3 separate regions of the Homo sapiens genome follow, and regions 2 and 3 are each linked to region 1. The links are chromatin contacts, found by Hi-C in ENCODE. All regions are on one chromosome and are shown on one strand. Each heading gives the region's core, a stretch centred on a gene start or an enhancer-like site at or near the end of the contact. The rest is flanking DNA. Distances are from core to core; before and after follow the strand shown. Region 1 has its middle 17 kb from the start of ZCCHC2. Region 2 overlaps RELCH (RAB11 binding and LisH domain, coiled-coil and HEAT repeat containing). Region 3 holds the start of TNFRSF11A (TNF receptor superfamily member 11a).

The links. Hi-C counts contacts between places; a loop is a spot of excess contacts on that map. Pooled maps may share reads with other maps.
Region 2: a loop to region 1 is called in a pooled map, with 7 times the contacts of the local background. The contact joins two enhancer-like sites. A Hi-C loop is called at or near these places in 2 of 37 single-sample maps with no recorded cell type and 9 of 50 pooled maps.
Region 3: a loop to region 1 is called in a pooled map, with 8 times the contacts of the local background. The contact joins the promoter of TNFRSF11A here to the enhancer-like site in region 1. A Hi-C loop is called at or near these places in 5 of 37 single-sample maps with no recorded cell type and 11 of 50 pooled maps.

The regions. Positions count from the first base shown.
Region 1 is chr18:62,504,302-62,508,327 of GRCh38, reverse strand. No RefSeq gene overlaps it. Among named protein-coding and RNA genes, the nearest start is that of ZCCHC2, 17 kb to the left of the region's middle. RefSeq lists an enhancer at 1,771-2,020. Within about 2 kb of position 2,232, at least 10 of the 41 ENCODE cell types and tissues checked have a DNase peak (open chromatin) inside an H3K27ac peak, as active enhancers do.
Region 2 is chr18:62,280,070-62,284,095 of GRCh38, reverse strand. It overlaps RELCH (RAB11 binding and LisH domain, coiled-coil and HEAT repeat containing), which reads right to left. Exons shown (of 29, transcript NM_001346231.2): 24 at 3,387-3,450; 25 at 1,652-1,790. Among named protein-coding and RNA genes, the nearest start is that of TNFRSF11A, 43 kb to the left of the region's middle. Within about 2 kb of position 2,220, at least 4 of the 41 ENCODE cell types and tissues checked have a DNase peak (open chromatin) inside an H3K27ac peak, as active enhancers do.
Region 3 is chr18:62,323,255-62,327,280 of GRCh38, reverse strand. It overlaps TNFRSF11A (TNF receptor superfamily member 11a), which reads right to left and starts at 1,971. Exons shown (of 10, transcript NM_003839.4): 1 at 1,854-1,971. The coding sequence starts at 1,928. RefSeq lists silencers at 1,880-2,079, 2,130-2,339.

The DNA of each region.
Region 1 (4,026 bases), core at 983-3,482:
CCAGAAGACAATAACCTGTCTTCCCCAACCATTTCAGTCCATACGGGTGCCATCTCCCTCTGAACTACTGTAGCACTTACCACCTAGTTCAGCAACCAGATTTCCCCAGCAACTCTTTCTATGTGGAATTCTTGTCTATTCTACGGGATATGGACCACATTATATATATACTTCTCTTTATGCCTGTGTGTCAAATACATTACTGATTAAAGCTTGGTTTTAAAGTCCAAATGTGGTCATATTGGTGAACTGCTATAAACCTTGCAGAGGCATTAGTAAAATAAAGGACTTCTTTTGGTACAAATTAGATGTGTGACAGGCTGCTTTTAACAGAGTATTGGCTTCACACAACTTTAAGTAGTGATTTTACCAGAAATGTTTACATTAAACAGCCTTTTTAGAAAGTAAACTGTTACAACTATCTTGTAAAGTAACCTAACAATATGTATCAAGAATCTTAAAACTTTTCATACCTTTTAGTGCACCTATTTTGGGGAGTTTAACTTAAGGAAACAATCCTAAAGCAGAAAAATAAAAAGCTTTGTATGTAAACATGTTTATAATAGGATATCAGTAATATTGTTGTTCCCAAAAAAGTGAATGAGCAAATACATTATATATACGTATACATACACACACAATATTTTATATGCTGATTGTTTCCACTTGTATTTCCCTGTGTTGATACAAATTTTACTAACTACATTTTTACTAGATATGTAATATTCTCTCATGTATATATAAAATTATATGTTTTATATAACATGTATAATTTAAATTTAAATATATAATATAAATTTATAATTTATATATAGTTATATAATATATATTTTTATATATGTATGAGAGAATATGTATCTAGTAAAAATATAGTTGGTAAAATTTGTATCAACACAGGGAAATACAATAAGTGGAAACAATCAGCATATAAAATTGTATATATGACATAGTCAAAATGATACACAAAAATATGAGTAGAAAGAAGAAATGAGAGGGAATATACCAAAATGCTAAGATGAGTTTTAGTGCCTGGATTGCCATTTAGATTTTTGTCTTTTTCTTTCTACTTTTTTTCTGTTTTCCAAATCATCAAAATTGGGCATAATTTCTGAATAAAAAAGAATATAATTTCAAATATGGAGGAGGCATCAAGGATTTAAATTTCAAGTAGACAGTTTTTAGAGTTTAAACATTTTAGTGATTTCGTGTCTGAAGTATGTGATTGTCCAAATTGTTGGATCTTCCCCACCCCCGCCCCTGCCCCCAACCCCGCCAAGTGCCGTCAGGTCTGGCGAGTGTCTAACCACTTGGTGGCCAGTTTAAATCTTTCCCACAAACTTTCTAGTTTATGTTGTCCCATGAGCCCTGGGGCAGTTTGGATTTTTGCAGAACTGAGAATAAGCTATGAATGAAAAGAAGAAAATGGGATTATAGATTCCTTTCCTCCACTTTATGGCCAGAATACTAGGTAGCTCAGGAAGTTCTGAATCAGTCCTTTTTCTAGGCAAAGGCAGAAATCCTGGGCTTGGGTTCTTCAAGGTAGGCTAATCAGGGTGTCAGAGATTTTTGGTGTCCTTTTAACATCCAGGAATTACAGATAAGGTAAATCAAGCCACGAACACATAGGTACTCAGGCAGCGATTGGACAAATTTATGCTCTACTACAGCAGATACATTTTGCCAATGCTGGAATAAATTGGCAAGGTACTAAGGTTTACCTCTGTTTAAAATTCCTGCTTGGGAATATCTACCTTAGAATAACTGTTCATTTTAATCAGGTTAAAGGGCACCAAGGAACAATTCTAACAAACAGAATCAGATAATACTAGTAAAAAGGGAAAGAGAATATCCTGAGAAACAGAACTGAAACTTAAGTGATAGGAGGAAAATGAAACGAAACTGAAACTTAGCCAGCAAAGCTATTTAAAAAAAAAAAAAGTCTCGATCTTAACAGAGACCTAGCAGGTAACTATATATGAGCCAGTATTATCAAAAGTAAAACCAATAAATGTTGTACATTTTCCTACGTTACACTTGAAAGAAACTCTTAACCAGCAGTGTGAGCTGCATGACCTTGCTGCAGCCACTGACGTTCTCTGAGTCTCAGTTTACTCATCTGTGAAAATAGGTGTAACAGTACATGCCAGCCTCAATTAAATACAGAACTTCAGGGCTTGAGGGGGTCTTGGAGGTCATCAGATCTTGGCTCCTCCACTGGACCAGGGCCTTGGGGCTACCATGCTTACCTTGTTGGTGTAAGTGAGCTCTCGCAGCAGCCAGACATACTGCAGAGCCCATTGTGGGTGCAGGCAAACTGACTCCCAGGTCATGTGCAAGAGGCCATGAGAGAAGACAGGAGGATATTCAACCAATCTGGCTTCAGAAGGAGGCTCTGTGAGGACAGCTGAGTGGCCCAAGGTGGCTCAGACAGGGTACAAGCAATCGTCATCCTCAGAGTGGGACTCCATAGTGTGATAAAGCAGCCATGGAGCGGGGACAGGAGACAGGGACGGGACACCACCAGGGCAGGGGACCCATGCAGACAGGACCCTGAGCTCAGAAGGGCCCTAAATGTTCTGCCAACACCTTCTTGATATTTTTTCTTTTCTTTTTTTTTTTTTTGAGAAAAGGTTTCACTCTGATGCCCAGGCTGGAGTACAATGGTGCAAATACAGCTCACTGCCACCTCAACCTCCAGTAGTCCTCCCACCTCAACTTCTTTAGTAGCTGGGACCACAGGCGTGCCCCACCACGCTTGGCTAAGTTGTTTCTTCTCTTCTTTGTAGAGATAGGGCCTCACTGTGTTGCCCGGCCTGGTCTCAAACTCCTGAGCTCAAGCGAACCTCCCACCCTGGCCTCCCAGTATGCTGGGATTACAGATGTGAGCCACTGTCCTGGCGTCATGGTGAAATTCTTAATTTTGTTAAGAGACATCCCCACAATTTCATTTCATACAGGCTCTGCAAATTATGTAGCCAGTGCAGGGTACAACATCCAAGATCTGCTGAACAGAGGGCTGGAGGGGAGGGGTTGTGACACAGGGTGATCAGAAACTGCTCTGGGATGTGTGACACTTCCCAAGCCTCAATAAACGGTAGAATGGGAATAGACTGCTTCCTGGCCCCTCAGGACTGGCTTAGCCATGAAGGACTAACCTGGATGTTCTTGGGGACTGTGGTTGATTCCCATGGAGGCAGCTCCACAGAGGTCCTGGGCTCAAGTGTGGTACCTGAGAGAGGGTCAAGAGTCTGGTGGTTGTTGTCATTTTAAAATTTATTCTATTTTATTGATGTAAAGTTCACTCAACATAAAATTAACTAAAACCTGAAGGTAGCTTTTTACAATATTTTAAATAGTTTTGTGCACGAAACAAAGTTTGTGATAAGTATTTTTGTGTGGAATTTACCACTTGTGGCATCATATCAGCATTCAAAAAGTTTCAGATTTTGATGATGAGTCGAAAATGCATTTAATACACCTAACCTACCAAGCATCAGAGCTTAGCCTAGCCTGCCTTAAACCATGCTAAGAACATTTACATTAGTCTACAGACGGGCAGAATCTTCTGTAACACAGTTGATGTAGTTTGGATATTTGTCCTCTCCAAACCTCATGTTGAAATTGGCCAGGCACAGTCGTTCATGCCTGTAATCCCACCACTTTGGGAGGCCGAGGCGGGCGGATCACGAGGTCAGGAGTTCGAGACCAGCCTGACCAACATGGGGAAACCTCGTCTCTGCTAAAAATACAAAAATTAGCTGGGCATGGTGGCACGCGCCTGGAATCCCAGCTACTCAGGAGGCTGAGGCAGGAGAATCGCTTGAACCCGGGAGGCGGAGGTTGCAGCACTCCAGCCTGGGAACAGAGTGAGACTCCGTCTCAAAAAAATAATTATTAAAAAAAAAAAAAAAAAAAAGAGGGAGAAATTTGACCCTGTGTTGGAGGCGGGGCCTGGTGAGAGGCGTTTGGGTGGAGGTGGGGCCTGGTGAGAGGTGTTTGGGTCAGGGAGGTGGGTCCCTCATGAAT
Region 2 (4,026 bases), core at 971-3,470, 220 kb after region 1:
AATTGGAGCAGATCCTATAAGAATCCAGATGGATTCTTCCCAGATTATCATGAGTCTTTCTTTTGAATATACATAGAAAGGTCAAATCATGCTCTAGAAAAGTTTTAACTATATGACACGGCACACAGCAAGGACCCATTTAATGCAACAACACTGCACACACCAAAGACCCGTTTAACATGACAACATATCAAATACCCATTTAACTTGACAACATGGCACACACCAAAGACCCATTGCCTGTTGAGCCTATCCTTTAATCCAGCAGCCAAGAGTTGGTCTCCTTGCCTCAGAGCAACTACAGCCTCGAAAAGTCAAAGCACCTTCAGAGTTCCTACCTAGAATCACCTGTAAATTTGACACTGCAACATGTGGAACTATCCCTAGTGCTAACTAAAATATCAACTTTCTTCTGTTAGTTGGCTAATTATAAAGACACTTACCTAGTGAAAAAAAATGTCATGACTGTGTTTCTATAGTTTGATCAGTGTGCATGCCTTCAATCGATTTTTTGGACACTGCAGTCCAAATCCTGACTTAGTATTTTTTGTTGATGACTCTTATCTTAAAGAGTCATATGCCAGCCTGGATATGTAACAGTCTGCCGGAGAATAAAATAATGTACTAGAAACTAAACTGATTTAAGTGACCCAACTTGTGGCCCTCTCTAGAGCATGTCAAATTGCTAAAAATAAAAGAGCTATGATAACTGATATGCTTTTGGAGTCATAAGTTCTTAATGCTTTGATGCTATCCAAAGAAATTGTGGCCATAAATGTTGAGGCCCACAGTAAAAGAGACTCTGTAAAATCTAGAGAAAAAAGGCAGACAATTGTGGAAGATCATGTAGCAGATCAACAAGCTATGAATTAAAACAAAGTTATGTATCGTGCTGAATGGCATGCTAAGTGGAAGAAATGTCTGTTTTTCATAAGAACATGTCTAGAAACACACAAAAATTTCCTTAAAAATAAAAAATAAACTCTAAGGCAGCACAGTATTTAGCAATTAGCAGTTATTAAGAAATATTTCTAAAATAACTTGAAATTAAGTTTGAGTTACTCTTCATATGTCTTACAGCAATCAGTATACAGTATAAGACCATCTGTATACTTATACAGTATAAGACCATCCACTAGGGCGGGTGCGGTGGTTCACGCCTGTAATCCCAACACTTTGGGAGGCTGAGGCAGGCAGATCACCTGAGATCAGGAGCTGGAGACCAGCCTGGCCAACATGGCAAAACCCCGTCTCTACGAAAAATACAAAAATTAGCCGGGCATGGTGGTGGGCACCTGTAATCCCAACTACTTGGGAGGCTGAGGCAGGAGAATCACTTGTACCCAGGAGGCAGAGGTTGCAGTGAGCTGAGATCATGCCATTGCACTCCAGCTTGGGTGACAGAGCGAGACTCTGTCTCAAAACAAAATAATACAAAACCATCCACTAATATCAATACTGATTAATTCACAATAACTAACTTGTTTCATGTTTAGCTTTCAGTACACAAGAGTACACAAGGCTTTCAGTACACAAGGCTTTAACACATGACAAATGCACCAAAATTTTAATACATGACAAGGCCTCAGAGGAGTGTCTAGCTTTGATCTTACATTACAATTCAGGAAAAAGGTAGAAAAATGCAACTTACACTCATCTCGGAACCTGGGTTCTGCGTTAGGGCCAACTCTACCAAATGTTTTTATGATCTCTGTATGCAAAGAATGTTGGTCTTGATACTGAGGATCTTCCAGGAAAGAAGCCAACTGCATTTTCACTCTTTCCAGCAACTTAAAATTGGATATTGTACAGTCATTTCATAGAATATTGAAAACTGAGTAGTGTTGTTAAAGTGAAAGACACACATTAAACATGACTTAAAGCAGTGGATTAAAGCAACCTATAGTCCAATGACAGTAGAAATTTGGAATTAAATAAATAGTTATTTAATCTTTTGGCTCAGAGAAGGTTTCCTACTTTTGCTTATGCTTACAAATTCTTAATTAAAAAATACAAATATTCCTGAACAAATTATAACAACAAAAGAAAAAAAATCCCACCGTATTTAGGGAAAAGTAGGTAACTTTATGATTATTTTGTATCTAAATTATAATTCTTAAAACAAATCACACTGTAAGTTACCCAATTATTCACCTTCTGAAAGCAATGAGTCATTAATGACTTACATCTTACTCACATTTCCCTAAAAGACATTTTTATTTTAGGTTTTGAGAACATGTTGAAATTCTGCCAAGACTGCAAGCTTTGCAGAATGATGTGCTTTTCCTCTGTGGCTTCACCAGTGAAATATATAAGTGAAAAAATGGAAAATATTCTTTCTGTAACTAACAAAACTTTAGTTTTTGTCATGAAAAATCTATATGACAAAGGAGTTTTATTAAAACTTTTTTCTTTTGGGTAATATGTCCACAAATAATATATGTGCTAATCTACAGGGTTTTTTCATTTGTATAAGGACATATCCAATATAATAACAAAGAAATAAAAATCTGATATCAATTTTGAGAAGTGTCTTATAGTTAGTGTTGCAAATAGAATCTAAAAAACTTGAAATTAGTTTCAGAATTAAAATACACCTTTAAGAAGGAAGACCTTGGTGGTCTCCTGAAACAGGCATGACAGAGGGTCTGCCCAGAGATCTACTCTGCAACAAGAGGATACCAGTCTACTAAATCACTTTTACAGCTTCATACCAATGACACAGTTATCAGAATACAAGTGCCCTCTTGCCTTCATTTATAACTGAGATACATTTGTGTTCCTAATGATGTTATCTGGGAAAACAGTCCTCAAATCTGTGCAACACTGGCAATCAAGAATTTATGTAGATTGGCCAGAAGCCTACCGGGTAATAGAAGGCTTTGGAACTAGACCTGATTTGAAGGATTATTCAAAACTGCAACATCCAGCTCAGCTTACAATAGAACATCTAGCAAGCTTGTCCAATACACCTTATTTTGTTGTTGTTCTGTTTTGTTTTGTTTAAGGCTTTTAGCAGCCTGAAGCCGGGGTTTTTAGTTTCTGTCTCTAGTGATAAGTAGAAAAGAGGGAAGAGGAAGGGGCTTTACTGGCCCAATCAGAAAGAGAAACTAAGAACCCATGACTATATTCTCTCCCTTGGACATCCCTGAAAGCTTGGCCTATACTTAATGTTCTGACTGAGAGGAAAGACTAGAGATTTCCTTAGGATATGGAAATATACCTTGGTTAGGCTACCATGTTTTCACAGTGAGATCCTCCTCTGGCCTGTAACTAACTAGGGCACAAAATAAAAGGTAAGATGCTCCCTGCAGCCTACCACCAGATACATGTATCATGACCACATCAATATTACACAGACATAAATAAATTTCAATTATTCCTACCTCTCTTTGAATTACTGTTTCCATAATAGTGCCAAAGGCTGGAATTGTGGCAATCCTGACAGAGCTGTTAGAATTAAAACAGAAAGAAACTGAAGATTTGAGATGAACAACGAGTATTATTAAAATGTATATTAAAGTAAGTACAAGGTAAATATACTGTATTAGTCTCTAGCAATGACAAATTAAATAAATTTAAAAAAAGCAGACCAAGAAGAATGCTCAAAAAGACAGACAGGATAACTTAAGGTCGCAGTCTGTGAAACTCACAATTCAGGATCACTGGACAAGGTAACAAGGGCCGGAGCAACCCGCTTGTCAACTAACGCTTCACTCATGCCTCGAAGAGTCAGCTGTAAACCAGTCAACATGCAATAAAAAATGGTTTGGTAAACTGGAATAAGAACTGGGTTAGCTGTGACTGAGGATGGGCAGGCAGACTCATTGGCCTTTCTTGGTTTAGTCATCCACACGAGACATTAAAATGTTAGGCCATTGGTTCATGCTACTACACTTACTGGTAACAACCTGTTAGTGAGATTAGGAGAGCATCCCTTCTTGGCTTGAAAGAAACAGTCCATCAGCATATTTTAGGTTCTGGAAGTATTTATTGAGCACTAATGTTACTAATATATTTTTTCAA
Region 3 (4,026 bases), core at 722-3,221, 180 kb after region 1:
TCCAAAACGAACTCAAATGTCTCAAATCTCCGCCGTGGGAATCTTCTCACCCAGAGAAGATTCTCACCCAGAGAAGATTAACTCCGATTACAGGAGAGGAGACAGGAGGTTGACACCAGCCCACACAGGCTCTCACCTATTCTCCGAAGGGCTGGTCAGAGACCATTTTTATTGCCTGAGAATCTTTTATGTGCCTGACAAGATGTCCTTTACTCACCATATGCTTCCTCCCCAAACCCGCCCCAAAATCTGTTTTGCAGCACCCTGCAGAAGCCCCTATGGATGCTATAATGAGCTTCAATCATCTGACCCTTCCTCAAGTCTCTTATTTTGTAGGAGTCCTGTGCCTATGTATGTAATTAAGTACAGTTTTTCTCCTGTTAGTCTGTCTTATATCAATTGAATTCGTGGCCCAGCCAAGGAATTCATAAGGTTCCTAGAAGGTTCGCTCCCCTAGAATTGGAAATGACCAATGCAAAAGTTTACATTTTTAAACATGCATAATGAAAGGGGCTTAAAGGCAAAAAGACGGGAAACAGCATTTGTTGAAAGGTCTCCCTGAAAAATAAACTTATTTTGATAGCATTTGTTGTTCATATTAGAACCGAACGCCTTTTATGCACATATGAATATGTCATTTTGCGACAGCAGTGAGAGATAATTTTGCAACTGCGTGGTCAGGCAGGTTTTTCTTAGGTGGCTAGCTGTTCGCTGAAACCCTGGTCCTTTGGTTCAAATAAGGTAGCACCCCGTTCAACCTGTTGAACACTTAATTAAGCAACACCTGAAGTGCTTAAAATGAAAAAATCCTTTAGACTTTTCCGCCTTCGTTTCCCTCAACCATACTGACAGACCCATACAATTGGGAATGAATCTTCCCTAGAATCTTTTGCTTCAGCCTTCAGTGCACCCACATTATTTCTGTCAAGGCTTTTCCCCTCTCTTCTCACCCAAACACGATTCTCCATGCGTCCCTCCCCACGCCTCTCCGGGTTCCGTGCCCGGCTGCGGAGGGACGGCAGCAGCCTAACCTAGTGTTAACAGAGGGGAAATCTGACCCAGCCGAAACCAAGAAAACCACCACTCGCCCTTCCCTGTGAGAGCTTTCAAGTTCGTATCAACGATTTTTAAAGCGTTTGTTGTGCTGGGTGTGCTTCCCTCTGCGGCCCTCCTCCACGAGGCAGAAAGTCCGTGCCTGGCTGCATTCGCTTGCTAACTGTACTGAGAAACCTGTTCCGAGAGGACCGGGAAGCCACTCGGGTCTGCGAGGGTCAAGTCCAGCATCCCCGGGGCGCGCGCGCAGTCTCTCCCCGCCGTGCGGGGCCTCCAGGCGAGCTGGCAGGGGTGTCCCCGAAGGGGCTCAGGGGAGGCAAAGGCAAGCCCGCAGTTCAGGGACGGAGGGAATCATGTCTCTTTCCGGGTGGAAATTTGGGACGGAGGCCACCCGGGAGAAATCGTATCGGGAACGGTTATCTGCCGCAAGTGAGGTGCCCACGGCGCTGTCTCCCGCGGCACCGCCCGGCGCAAGCGCTTAGTAGGTGCTCAAGAAGCATTTGGAGAAAATGACAGCATCAAAGCCTGCGGCTAAGAGGGGCTTTTGGAAGAGCCCGTTTCGGGTGTTGCGGTCCCGCCAACCTGCTCCTTCTGCGCCCCAGTTTCCCTCCGCTTGCCCTTTCCCGCCCTCCGCCGTCCAACTCTGGAAGCGCCTCCCCAGCTTCCCACGGCCTCCGCTCCCCAAAACTCCGGCTCCTCTCGGAAGGCGGAGGAGCCAGGATGCCGCCGGCCCCGGCCCTTCCCGGGGCTCCCGAGGAGGCGTCGGGCCGCGCGGCCCGGCAGGCGCGGGCGCTCCTTACCTGCAGCCGGGCGAGCAGCGCGCAGAGCAGCAGCAGCGCGAACAGCGGGCGGCGCCGCCGGGCGCGCGGGGCCATGGCGCGGGACAGGCTGGCGGGCGCCGCGGCCTCAGCGGCCTCTGTGGCCCAGCGGGCGCGGCTGCCGCGGCCCTGTGTGGTCCCGCCCCCGTGCCCCGCCCCGCACCTGCCCCCGCGCCGCCCTCCTGCGCCCCCCTCCGGCCGGGCCCGGCGGTGCCAGCCAGGTGGTGCCCAAGCTCCCCTGGTTTGCGGTGGGACGCGGGGCCCCGCTCGGGGAGGGGCCCCGGGGGTGTTCGCCGCGCCCGGTGCCTCCTTGGTCCGGTCTCCGCCCCTGGCCCAGGTGCTCGGGCTGCAGACAGGTTGGCGGGAGACCAGCCCTGGGTTGCCCTTCACGGCACTGGCTCCTGCCTTGCCGCACCCCAGGCCTGTGGGCCCCGCCTCCCGGGAAGGAATGGGGGCATCGGGGTGGTCCTGCTCCTGCCCCGCGCGCCCACCCTTCGAGGCCCGGCCTTCCGAAAGTGGATGCGCCACCGTCGAGAATGAACGGGAGGAGGATCCTTCCTGGAGATTTCGTCGACTGCAGTTAAGGCATCAACACAATACACCATCCGCCAATCTTCGTAAAATACTCCTCTTGTTCTTTGCTTCAAAATGTTGGGGCCAGCAGCCACTATCTCTTTTTCTTCTCCTGATCCTCTGCCTCCGCCCCTCACCCGTCCTGCACCCACCAAATTCTAGAAAGGCACCAGGCTCCGCCAGCCTTGAGGCGTCCCCCAGCCCCCATCACCACATTGGCCCTTTCAGACATAAAGTGGCCAGATGTCTGGGGCACAGTGTTACCTAAAAACTGAGGTCCGTTCTTCTGGTGCAGTAAGGCCAAGCCATCCGCACTAAGGTTTGCACTGGGAGAAAAGAGGGCGCTTATCTGCAGAGCTCCAGGCAAGGAGAATGGGGCAGCTCTTGCTTAAATCCTGACCTTCAGTTGGCTTGCAAGTAAGGATTTTTAAACGCAGGGTTAATTTCAAGAAAGCAGAAGTTACAGGCAAAATCATAATACACGGAGGTTGCACATTGGTTTGGTCTAACAAGCTGGGATATCTTGAAAATCTTTAAAGTGAGGGTGCTTATAGGTTATACATTCAAAGATTTTCTGACTTGCCATCAGTGAAGGAAGAGAAGCTTTGTTAAAAATTTGGGGTCAGCAAAAATGAATGTTAGCTCTGGCTCGTGGGTGTGACTTCCTCCTTGCCCTTCAGGAAGAAATTTAGAAGAAAGAATGGTGGTCAGTTCCGTCCTCATTTCCCCCTTGTCTGAGGTCTGCATGCCAGTGGATCTGTTTTGTTGGGGGTCTGGGTTTCTGAGAAACAATTCAGGGACATATGTTAAGATGTTATCTTTCGTTTCTATAGGGAATCTAACTTCCTTGGTTATTGTTTTAAGCTATAATTACCTTCTTGCTTATCAAGTTACTTATTTACTTCTTAGGGCTAGCTAGGTACCTGGAATTTCCCTTGAAGGAACTCAAGATTTTCCTTTATTTCCATGCTTAGGGGTGCTCCACAGGCTCCTAAGATGGGTTCCTGCTCCATCTCAATAGCATCCTGTTGTTTTTGTTTGTCATTACTTGCTTAGGATTGTGTCTTTCCTCACATTCTAGGTCGATGTTGGATCCATACGTATAATCCCTCCTTTGTATCATGTATTAGTCCGTTTTCATGCTGCTGATAAAGACAGGGCAATTTACAAAAGAAAGAGGTTTAACGGACTTACAGTTCCATGTGGCTGGGGAGGTCTCACAATCATGGTGAAAGGCAAGGAGGAGCAAGTCACATCTTTCCTGGATGGCAGCAGGCAAAGAGAGAGCTTGTGCAAGGAAACTCCCATTTTTAAAACCATCAGATCTCATGAGACTTACTCACTTCACAAGAACAGCACGGGAAAGACCTGCAGCCATGATTCAATTACCTCCCACCAGGTCCCTGCCACAACACGTGGGAATTGAAGATGAGATTTGGGGTGGGGACAGAGCCAAACCATATCATAAGGTAACTGTTTATATGAAGATACTTGTCCCATGCCAATAGAATATAACCTGTTTTGAATTCCTGGATTGCCAGAACTATTCACTTGCCTTACTTTTAGCCCAGCACATGGCATA